Linked DNA regions of Homo sapiens: region 1 is linked to region 2. A link is a contact called in ENCODE Hi-C data. All regions are on one chromosome and are shown on one strand. The core of a region is the stretch at or near the end of the contact, and the rest is flanking DNA. Distances in the headings are between cores, read along the strand shown. Region 1 has its middle 5.0 kb from the start of BHLHE23. Region 2 holds the start of SLC2A4RG (SLC2A4 regulator).

Region 1 (5,493 bases), core at 1-2,500, 730 kb before region 2:
TTCGGTGCGACGCTGCCACCTGCTGGCTGTCTGGGAGTTGCACCCAGAGGCTCAGAACCCGTGTTTCTCAGAGGGCCCGGGAGGGGCGAAACTGCGGGTTCCCAGGCCCTCCCGGATTCTGCGCAGGTGGACGCTGGGGGCTGTTTCACAGGCGCCCACATGATAGGGGAGCTGGAGGAACCTGCCGTCTCCGCCATCGAGCGCCCCTCCGAGCTGGGGTTGGACGCTGCCAGTTTGCACAGCAGCAGGTGAGCCTGGGGGGTTGAGGGCTGAGCGGGGGTCCCAGCCGATGAAGCAGCCCCGCACCTTGGCCAGCTTCTCGAACCTCCTCTGGGCAGAGGCTGTGGAGGCTGCGAAGCGGCGGAGGCGTTGACCAGGCCAGCTGCTCAGCCTTTCTGGCCTCAGTTTCCACAGCTGTAAAGTGGGGTCTGTCCACAACACGTGTGGTCTAGCGACGGCCCTGCGGAGTGGGTCTGTAACTGCGGACTCACTTGTCCCGGGCTGTTCTGAACCGGTGGTTCCCCCGCCCTCCCAGGAGACAGCACCTGTGGCCGGCAGCCGCCCCTGCAGCGGCCCCTGGCTCCCACCGCGCCCTGGCCCTGGGGGTGCCCAAAGACCGGGGTGTGCTGTGGCCCGAGTGAGCACCCTGTGGGCGTCACTGCTGTCCATGCTGCTGGGATTGGGGAAGGGAGGTCTGGTGGGGCACAGTGGGCGCACCAGGAGGTCAGGCTGGGTGGGGGGAGCGGGAGGGAGCCCCCGCTGGGTGGTCTTGGGCCAGCCAGCTTCTTGCCTGCAGGGCAATGGTGCTAGTAACTGGAACAACCCACCCTGCCTCTCCCAGAGACGGCGCCTCCTCAGTGCTCCCCTTCCACAGGACGTAGGGTCTTCTAGAGATCAAAACAGGGAGGAGGAAAGAAATCCTACCGCAGGCCCCTGCCCCGACCCTGGGACCCACACTGTTTGGCTTCTAGGGACAACGCCCAGGCCCTGGGATTTGAAGACTCCACCTTTTCTTTCGTGTGTATATGTGCTCTGTCAAAATGTGTATCACATGAAGTTGATCGTTGTGACCATTTTCAGGTGCACAGCCCAGGGGCATTGTACACAACCGCGGTGTTGTGCAGCCGACGCCCCCATCCAACTCCAGAATGTTTGTATCTTCCCAAACTGAAACTCTGTCCCCAGTAACCCCGGCTCCCCTCCTCCCCCACCCGCTGGAAACCACGACTCCGCCGCCCACCTCTGCATTTGACTGCTCCAAGTACCTCAGGAAATGACCTCATGCGGTCTCCGCACGTTCGCGTCCATCTTGTTTATTTCCAGCGTTTGGCCCGTGGGAGCGATGAGCGCACCTGTTCAGCCCCTGCTTTCAGTTCTTTCAGGGAGTTCTCACGTGGTCTTCAGAGGTTCCCACACGCTGCTTCCCACAGCAGCTGCACCATTGTACATTCCAACAGCAACGGACAAGGGCTCCAATCTCTTCGTATTCTTGCAAACATTTACTATTTTATGTGGTTTTTTTTTCTTTTCTTTTTTTTTTTTTTTTTTTGAGACGGAGTCTCGCTCTGTCGCCCAGGCTGGAGTGCAGTGGTGCGATCTCGGCTCACTGCAAGCTCCACCTCCCGGGTTCCCGCCATTCTCCTGCCTCAGCCGCCCGAGTAGCTGGGACTACAGGCGCCCGCTACCACGCCCGGCTAATTTTTTGTATTTTTATTAGAGACGGGGTTTCACCGTATTAGCCAGGATGGTCTCGATCTCCTGACCTCGTGATCCACCCGCCTCGGCCTCCCAAAGTGCTGGGATTACAGGCGTGCGCTACTGCCCGGTTTGAAAAGGCAATTGAGGTTTCTAAACTCCTACTAAAGGAAATAATTCCTAGAGTTGGGCTGCCTAAGAGCTTACAGAGCGATAATGGCTCACCTTTCACAGCGACAGTTACCCGAAACACATCTTCAGCCCTAGGAATTCAGTGCCGCCTTGACTCGGCACGGAGGCCACAGTCTTTGGGGAAAGTAGAAAGAGCTAATCAAACTCTAAAAAGGACTCTTGCTAAACTATGCCAAGAGACATCAGAAACCTGGAGGTCTTTATTACCTGTAGCCTTATTACGGGTTCGAATGGCCCCTAAGGGAAATCTGCATCTCAGCACTTTTGAAATAATGTATAGAAGGCCTTTCTTAACTACAGACCTCCTAATAGACATAGATACTTTCAAGCTACAGAATTATGTGATCAACTTAGGACAAGTGCAAAACGCACTCCTTGACTATGGAAATCAGAGACTCCCTTCCCCCACTGAGGAAGACAATCTGGTTCCAACCCAGCTGGGAGACTGGGTCCTATTGCAAACTTGGAAGGAAGGATCCTCAGCAGATCAACTTTCCCCCCAAGTGGAGGGGACTCTATCAAGTTCTCCTTAGTACCCCAACTACAGTTAAACTTCTGGGAATAAACAGCTGGGTCCACTTATCTCAAATTAAACCTGTCTCTTATAAAGCCCCACAGGCCAACGGAACACAAGAGACTGATCCCGTTTATTCCCGTGAGCCAGTCAGTGACCTCTGATTCCTGTTCCTAAGAAATGAGAGGGATGGGGGGCATAAATACCTGGATTGGCATTCTACTTTTAGGCACAAGTTGGAATCATGCAGAGAGTGATTTATTTACTGAGTAGGCACAGACTTTAGCCTGTCTACATAATCACATAAACGGTTGGGTATGTGGAGAATTGCCACTTTCCTCCACCTCTGGGTTGCCCTGGCATAGTCAACTGGCCAGCCTAAGTCTGTGGGGATTTTACGTTCCAGACCATTACCCAGGCTATGAGAGCTTTAGAGCTCACGTCTCTGCCATTGATGAGCTGTCAGTCAGTCCTCTATTGGCTTGGTTCCAACAGCTGCCCAGTTCTTGGAAAGCCTTTCTGTTTAGCTAGTTTACTTGGAATGATTTTATTTATTTTGCTTTGCTATTGTAGAATATATTGCGGTTGTACTCTTTGTGTAGGAATGCATGACAAGCTCACTCAACACTTTCTTCAGTTGGACATTTTTTTGTTTTTTTTTTGTTTTTTTTTGAGACGGAGTCTTTCTCTGTAGCCCAGGCTGGAGTGCAGTGGCATGATCTTGGCTCACTGCAACCTCCACCTTCTGGGTTCAAGTGATTCTCCTGCCTCAGCCTCTTGAGTAGCTGGGATTACAGGCGCACACCACCATGCCTAGCTAATTTTGTATTTTTAGTAGAGACGGGGTTTCTCCATGTTGGTCAGGCTGGTCTTGAACTCCTGACCTCAGATGATCCACCCGCCTCAGCCTTCCAAAGTGCTGGGATTACAGGTGTGAACCACCATGCCCATCCTGTTTTTCCTTCTTAAATGAGACAAGAGGGATAGAGAATGGGGCTGTGTGTTTCCCTTCCCAACATAAAAGACTGGAGGGAGCTGGAGTTGATACTTCCCTTCCTCCAGGTTGGTTAGACTCTGATTAAACTCTGGTACGTTAAAAATAGTTTCTCTTGAGGGCAGAGGAAGAACAGAATGCTCTGGCATATTTCGAAAGTGCTACTTCTCCCCTCCCCTTGTCCAAAGCACAAGGGGATTTTTCTCTGGTATTTACCTGGGGGATCTGGTAGAGTTTGTGCAGGTAAAACTCACAGAAGTGTGGCCTCCACCCTAAGACTGGGCCCTGGAGTTTTTAACTGTCAAGCTTGGCCACACAGCCTCCAGCAATCTGCCAGTGACAGTTTAGGTTTTCCCAACCTGGCAGTGGTTCCCAGGGAGGTGTCTGCTCTGCAGAATTGGGATTCTCTGCATCTGTCTGTCGTCTCTACAACTTTTTTGGGCAGTGGTTTGCCCTGTGACCTCATCATCTGTTGAATATAAGAAATATTATTGACTTTCAGTTTGCTCACGTTTTGTTCTTGTGAAAAGATTGATTGTTTCCAAGCTTCTCACACAGTGGACTAGAAATTGATTCATTTCATTTATCCTTTTTGGGTTTGTGGGGTTCTTGAATTTGTGACTTGATGATTTTGATTACTTTTAGAAATTTCCTGGCTATTAACTCTGGAGTATTGCTTCAACCTCATGTTCTCTCATCTCCTCTCTGGGATCCAGTTACAAATATATTGGTCCTTCTTCCTGAATCCTTTGTGTATCTTAACCTGTCACCTGTATTTTCCATTTGTATTATCCATACTTCATTCTGAATATTTTCTACTGACCTATTTTCCACTTCACTAATTCTCTCTTCAGCTGAATTTGCTATTAAAGCCACTAAGTTTATAATTTAAGTGATTTTATTTTTCAGTGCTAGAATTTTCATTTGGTTTTTCTAGGTTTTTTTTTTTTTTTTTGCTGAAATTCTAAATTCCACCTCTATTTCTGCAAATGCTGTAAGCACAGTTTTGTTCCAGTCTCTGTCTCGCGACTCCAGTGTCTGGACTGGTAGATCTTCTGCCTATGGTCTCTGCTGCTTTCATTCTTGCTGATTTGTTTTTTCAATTGTCTAGAATTTTTATTGTGGACTGAACATTGTATTTGTAAAATTATTTTGTAGAAATCATTTGAGGTCTATTTTATTTTCCTCCAGAGAGGGTTTATGTTTGCATCTGCGAGACATGGGGGCACTAGGGGTCCTGGATCATCTTACTCTAGTTTCAGGGATTGAAATCATTTCAAGATGATTACAGTTTAGGTTTTCCTACCCTGGCAGTGGTGCAAAAGGCCCTGAGTTGCTGCAAGAGCCGGTCTCCTTCTATCCACCCCTATGTCTAGGGTGCGGTTATTTGTTGTCCCAACTCAAAATGGTGGGGGTCGGGGGGATGTTCGCCAACTCCCCACTCTCAGGTGGGCTGAATCTCTCGCTGTCTGGCTCCTCAGTGGGCTGTGAGCTATCTGAAGCAGCAAATGCTTTGGGGGAAAAGTGAGCGTCCCGAAGGCTTTTTTCACTCTGGATCTTTGTCTTTCTGGGATTTTGTTTGTTTGCATTCCAAGCAAATATTTTTAACATTTTGCTCAGCTTTTGTAGTCACCATCAGAAAAGTGATGGGTCCAGATTAACTAGTCCCTAATAACCAGAAACTGGAAGTCTGATGGTTGTTTTCAGTCTTGAACAACATTGATTCTGCGGTGACCAGTTTAGAGTTCATGCAATAGACCTTCCTCCCCCTTGTAAAATCATCACTATTTCAGCTAATACTTAGAGTGACCTCCTGGTGACTCATCCTCAGCCCCCTTTGCCGGTTCTTCTTTTCCCCGACATTTTCATTCTGGAGGGCTTGGGATTCAGTCCTTTGGCCTTTTTCCTAGCTGTGTCTGCCCCCTCGGGGATCTCATCCAATACCCTTCCCACAGCCTACCCAGACCCCAGTGCTGAACTCCAGACTCACGGATTCAGCGGAGCGCAGAATGTCAGATGTGTGAGGGCCGCCTCCGATGCAGCGCGTTCCAGATGGAGCTGCGGCCTCCCCCAGACCCGCCCACCCCCACCCCCAGAT
Region 2 (5,380 bases), core at 970-3,469:
TGCCAGTGTCCTGGGCCCCTCCTGCCCTCTGGGTTCTAGGGTGCTGCGCCCTGCTCCTCTCGCTGTGGGCGCTGTGCACAGCCTGCCGCAGGTAGGTCCCTCAGCCGCGTTCTGTCTGGGGCCTCGCTGCGGCTGCCATTCACAGCCCAGCGCGGGAAGGGGCTGGAGGCAGGTCCGCGCACCCAGCTCGGCACGCGCGCCTGCACCGGGCCTTGGACCCGAGGCTGACGACCCCGCCCCCCGCCCCCCACCTCTACCCCCAAGGCCCGAGGACGCTGTAGCCCCCAGGAAGAGGGCGCGGAGGCAGCGGGCGAGGCTGCAGGGCAGTGCGACGGCGGCGGAAGCGGTGAGTGCCAGGCTGTCCCGGGGACCAGGGTGGGGTCCGCAGGGCACCGACCAGCCTTCCTCGCCCCCAGTCCCTACTGAGGCGGACCCACCTCTGCTCCCTCAGCAAGTCGGACACCAGACTGCACGAGCTGCACCGGGGCCCGCGCAGCAGCAGGGGTGAGCAGAGGGCGGGGCGGGGGCGGCCGGGCGGGGCTTACTGTGCAGCGCGTGCCAACCCCTGGGCCAGACCCGCTCCTGCCCCCTGCCCGGAGTGAACTCTGCCCTGACCCCACCCCCAGCCCTGCGGCCTGCCAGCATGGATCTCCTGCGCCCACACTGGCTGGAGGTGTCCAGGGACATCACCGGACCGCAGGCAGCCCCCTCTGCCTTCCCACACCAGGAGCTGCCCCGGGCTCTGCCGGCAGCTGCAGCCACCGCAGGGTGCGCTGGCCTCGAGGCCACCTATTCCAACGTGGGGCTGGCGGCCCTTCCCGGGGTCAGCCTGGCGGCCAGCCCTGTGGTGGCCGAGTATGCCCGCGTCCAGAAGCGCAAAGGGACCCATCGCAGTCCCCAAGAGCCACAGCAGGGGAAGACTGAGGTGACCCCGGCCGCTCAGGTAACGTGGGCCAGGGTAGGGCGCTGTGGGTGGGGCCGGCAGATCCTCAGCAGGTTGGATGGTGCTGACCCCTCCTCGGGTTGGCTTCCTGTCTCCAGGTGGACGTCCTGTACTCCAGGGTCTGCAAGCCTAAAAGGAGGGACCCAGGACCCACCACAGACCCGCTGGACCCCAAGGGCCAGGGAGCGATTCTGGCCCTGGCGGGTGACCTGGCCTACCAGACCCTCCCGCTCAGGGCCCTGGATGTGGACAGCGGCCCCCTGGAAAACGTGTATGAGAGCATCCGGGAGCTGGGGGACCCTGCTGGCAGGAGCAGCACGTGCGGGGCTGGGACGCCCCCTGCTTCCAGCTGCCCCAGCCTAGGGAGGGGCTGGAGACCCCTCCCTGCCTCCCTGCCCTGAACACTCAAGGACCTGTGCTCCTTCCTCCAGAGTGAGGCCCGTCCCCCGCCCCGCCCCGCCTCACAGCTGACAGCGCCAGTCCCAGGTCCCCGGGCTGCCAGCCCGTGAGGTCCGTGAGGTCCTGGCCGCTCTGACAGCCGCGGCCTCCCCGGGCTCCAGAGAAGGCCCGCGTCTAAATAAAGCGCCAGCGCAGGATGAAAGCGGCCAGCCTCGCAGCCTGCTCTTCTTGAAAGCTGGGCGGGTTGGGGCGGGGGGCTTCTCTGGAAGGCTTGGAGCTGTCCCCTCTGGCCTTGGGGGACTGGCTGCCCCCGGGGCGCCCGGGCCTAGCCGAGGCGGTGCTCCTGCCGGCCAGACTCTCGGTCAGTGCGGGCACGGGGTCCCAGCCACTCCTAGGGGGCAGCGCAGCCGGCAGGGTGGCCGCCCCCGGGTGGGACTTGGACCCTGGACTCCACGGGAGGGCTCCGCCACCCAGCCTGGTGTTACATAAGGGGTGGTGGAGGTGGGCAGTCGAGCGTTAAAGAGTAACCTGCTGCCGGGAAGCCCGCCAAGCAATCGCGGCCCCTTCCCCGGCTCTGGCAGCTCTGCGAGCGCGCCCGTGGGGAACGGGCCCTCCCCGGCGGGGCGCGCGGGCGCGCGAGGTGGGCGGAGGCCTCGGAGCTGTGCCGGGCCGGGCCTCCCTCCCTAGGCCAGCGCGGGAGCGACCCGGAGGGGGCGGGCCCGGGGCGGGGCCTCGAAGCGCTGGCCGGCGGGAGCGCGGCCGGCCGGGCCCGCCCGCCTGCGGTGTGGACGCCGCGCGGCCAATGCGCGCGCCGGGACGGGACGGGACGGGGCGGGGCGGGGCGGGACGAGACGGGGCGGGGCGGGGCGGGCCGGGCAGCCTCCGGGCGGCGCGGCGCGGGCGGCGGCCGGATCCAGGGCGGGGGTCGGCGGCCCGGCCAGCCCGGCCCGGCCCGGGGCCGCGTCCTGAGAGTCAGCCCTCGCCGCTGCAGCCTCGGCGCCCGGCCGGCCGGCCATGGAGCGCCCCCCGCCCCGCGCCGCCGGCCGGGACCCCAGTGCGCTGCGGGCCGAGGCGCCGTGGCTGCGCGCGGAGGGTCCGGGGCCGCGCGCCGCGCCCGTGACGGTGCCCACGCCGCCGCAGGTACCGGGCGCCGGTGGGCGGGGGCGCCGACCAAGTTTCTCTCGCTGCAAAGATGGCGTCAGTGCTGCCCAAACTTCGGGCCCCCGGGGGCGGGGCAGCGGGGAGGGCGGCCGCGTCGGTCCGCGCGTGTCCGTGGGTCCCGCCGGGGCTGCGCCGGGCGGCCGGGGAGCCCTTCCCGCCGCGCCGGGCTGGGGGCGGGGCCGGGGGCGGGGCCGCGCCGTCCACACCGGCCGCAGCCGGTTTTCGAGGCGGGCGCCGAGCGGATCCGCGGCGGAGGTTGAGGGACCCCCCTCCCCCGGCCACCGCCTCCGCTGAGTCTGCCCCCTCCCCATCCGCAGGGCTCTTCCGTGGGCGGCGGCTTCGCGGGCTTGGAGTTCGCGCGGCCGCAGGAGTCGGAGCCGCGGGCCTCGGACCTGGGGGCCCCCCGGACGTGGACGGGGGCGGCGGCGGGGCCCCGGACTCCGTCGGCGCACATCCCCGTCCCAGCGCAGAGGTGAGCGGGAGGCCCGGTGCCTCGGGACTCGGTGTGCGCAGGGGCGGTGGGTGGGGTGCGGAGACACCGGCCCCGACGGAGGCCAGGTCAGGGCCCCAGGTTTGTAATTACCAGCCACCCCCAAGCTCTTCAGCCCTGGAGGAGCTGAGCAGAAATGATCGATGACTGGGAGTCCCTACACCTCCCTCCACCGCAGTTCCTCGGGGCTAGAGCTCAGAACCCGGAGCGGGTGGCTGTGCGTCTCTGTGCAGAAGAGGCTGCGCGGTCGGCATGGGGCGACTGTCCAGGAATCCCTGGGGCTCCTGACCGCCACCTCCCAACCCCTGCCAGGCCGGACACCTCGGTCTGGCTGCCAGGGCAGGGGCGGGCCCTGGCCTGGCTCGCTGGGGCCTGGGGAGCTGCCCGTGCTTCCAGCCCAGTCTCCCCCTGGCTGCTGCCGGCTGCTGGCCACTCCCACCTCCCAGGCCTGGCGTGAGGCCCACAGCTGCTGTTGCACAACCCTGGTTAATGTGTGATGGGGGGAGGCCTGGGCCTGGCCCGCCCCTCTGCCAGGGCTTCAGACCCCTGCCCAGCCCCAGTATCTGAAGGAACCACAGTGGAGCCAAGCCCGCGATGTGGAGAACTCAGGCTTCAGGAGACCCTGGCCCTGCTCCTGGCGGCTCCGGGTGGCTTTCAGCTCTCTCTGCAACCTGAGCTGGGGGAGGAGCCAGGCCTCATGCCCAGGGCTGGGAGTGGGGAGCCTGGTGTGCACGCGTGCCCAGGCCTGCACGTGGACCGACCAGGGGAGGGGCCCAGAGCTCTGGCTGGGTCACCCGCACCCCGCCCCCATCTCCTCCAGAGCCACCCCAGGAAAAGCCCGGCTGGACGAGGTCATGGCTGCCGCTGCCCTTACAAGCCTGTCCACCAGCCCTCTCCTTCTGGGGGCCCCGGTTGCAGCCTTCAGCCCAGGTAAGACTCAGATGTCTGCATTTAGGGGTGTGGGTGGGGACAGGGCTCAGAACCTACAGCCACCCAGCCTCTGTGGGGCAAGCAGAGCCCTCAAACCTGGGACTCCTTTCTAAAATGGACTCCCGCACCCTCAGTGCCCCCTACTGAGGCCAAAGCGGCAGGACCCAGGCCTTCTGGCCTCCCTGACCTGCTCACCTCCACGCGGCTGGCCACACACGTCTGCCAACCCTTTCCTGTGCCGGGGGGGTTTCTCCCCAAGCCCTGGGGCCAGCTCCTCCAAGACGCTCTGCCCACCAGTCTCACCGGACTTGGTGAACAGGGGCAGCTCAGGATTAGGGACTCCCTGGACCCACCCGAAGTTCTAAGGCGGGGGGCCCGTGTCCCCACAGAGCCTGGCCTGGAGCCCTGGAAGGAGGCCCTGGTGCGGCCCCCAGGCAGCTACAGCAGCAGCAGCAACAGTGGAGACTGGGGATGGGACCTGGCCAGTGACCAGTCCTCTCCGTCCACCCCGTCACCCCCACTGCCCCCCGAGGCAGCCCACTTTCTGTTTGGGGAGCCCACCCTGAGAAAAAGGAAGGTGAGCTTGGGGGCGGCCCCCAGGGAGGGGCGGGTGTGGCGGCTGAGCCTGACCCTGGCCCCTGTTGCTGCAGAGCCCGGCCCAGGTCATGTTCCAGTGTCTGTGGAAGAGCTGCGGGAAGGTGCTGAGCACGGCGTCGGCGATGCAGAGACACATCCGCCTGGTGCACCTGGGGTGCGGCGGGGCCTGGGGTGCGGCGGGGCCTGCGGGTTGGCTGGGGTTGTGAGGCCCGGCCAGGCCACCCCTTCAGCTCCCACTGGCTGGCTGTGTCTCCCGCAGGAGGCAGGCAGAGCCTGAGCAGAGTGATGGTGAGGAGGACTTCTACTACACAGAGCTGGATGTTGGTGTGGACACGCTGACCGACGGGCTGTCCAGCCTGACTCCAGTGTCCCCCACGGCCTCCATGCCGCCTGCCTTCCCCCGCCTGGAGCTGCCAGAGCTGCTGGAGCCCCCAGCCCTGCCTAGTCCCCTGCGGCCGCCTGCCCCGCCCCTGCCCCCGCCCCCTGTCCTGAGCACCGTTGCTAACCCCCAGTCCTGTCACAGTGACCGTGTCTACCAGGTGGGTGAGGCCACGGGTGGCAGCTGGGGCGGGTCTCAGGGCTCTCTGGAGGGGAGTGAAGCCCTGGCTGTGTCTCCCTGTAGGGCTGCCTGACGCCCGCCCGCCTGGAGCCGCAGCCCACGGAGGTCGGAGCCTGCCCACCCGCCTTGTCCTCCAGGATCGGAGTCACCCTGAGGTGCGTGTGGGCTGAGGGCCTGCGGCTGGCACCAGGTGGGGAGGGTCCTGGTCTCACAGCACCCCATGTCCTGTGACCCCCCGCACAGGAAGCCCCGCGGCGACGCGAAGAAGTGCCGGAAGGTGTATGGCATGGAGCGCCGGGAC

Evidence for each region. A loop is a pair of places that touch in the nucleus more often than their neighbours do. Pooled maps may share reads with other maps.
Region 1: a loop to region 2 is called in a pooled map, with 14 times the contacts of the local background. The contact joins the enhancer-like site here to the promoter of SLC2A4RG in region 2. A Hi-C loop is called at or near these places in 3 of 37 single-sample maps with no recorded cell type and 4 of 50 pooled maps.

What each region holds. Positions count from the first base shown.
Region 1 is chr20:63,009,226-63,014,718 of GRCh38, forward strand. No RefSeq gene overlaps it. Among named protein-coding and RNA genes, the nearest start is that of BHLHE23, 5.0 kb to the left of the region's middle. RefSeq lists silencers at 483-782, 793-872 and enhancers at 1,193-1,512, 3,713-3,862. Within about 2 kb of position 1,251, at least 2 of the 41 ENCODE cell types and tissues checked have a DNase peak (open chromatin) inside an H3K27ac peak, as active enhancers do.
Region 2 is chr20:63,737,557-63,742,936 of GRCh38, forward strand. SLC2A4RG (SLC2A4 regulator) reads left to right here and starts at 2,220. Exons shown (of 8, transcript NM_020062.4): 1 at 2,220-2,482; 2 at 2,821-2,975; 3 at 3,814-3,923; 4 at 4,313-4,500; 5 at 4,574-4,674; 6 at 4,780-5,059; 7 at 5,143-5,234; 8 at 5,323-5,380. The coding sequence starts at 2,357. It overlaps LIME1 (Lck interacting transmembrane adaptor 1), which reads left to right. Exons shown (of 6, transcript NM_017806.4): 2 at 1-91; 3 at 265-346; 4 at 417-504; 5 at 627-943; 6 at 1,042-1,547. The coding sequence ends at 1,344. RefSeq lists enhancers at 1-209, 409-1,003 and silencers at 144-363, 434-583, 1,728-2,227, 2,478-2,627, 2,638-3,337 and 1 more.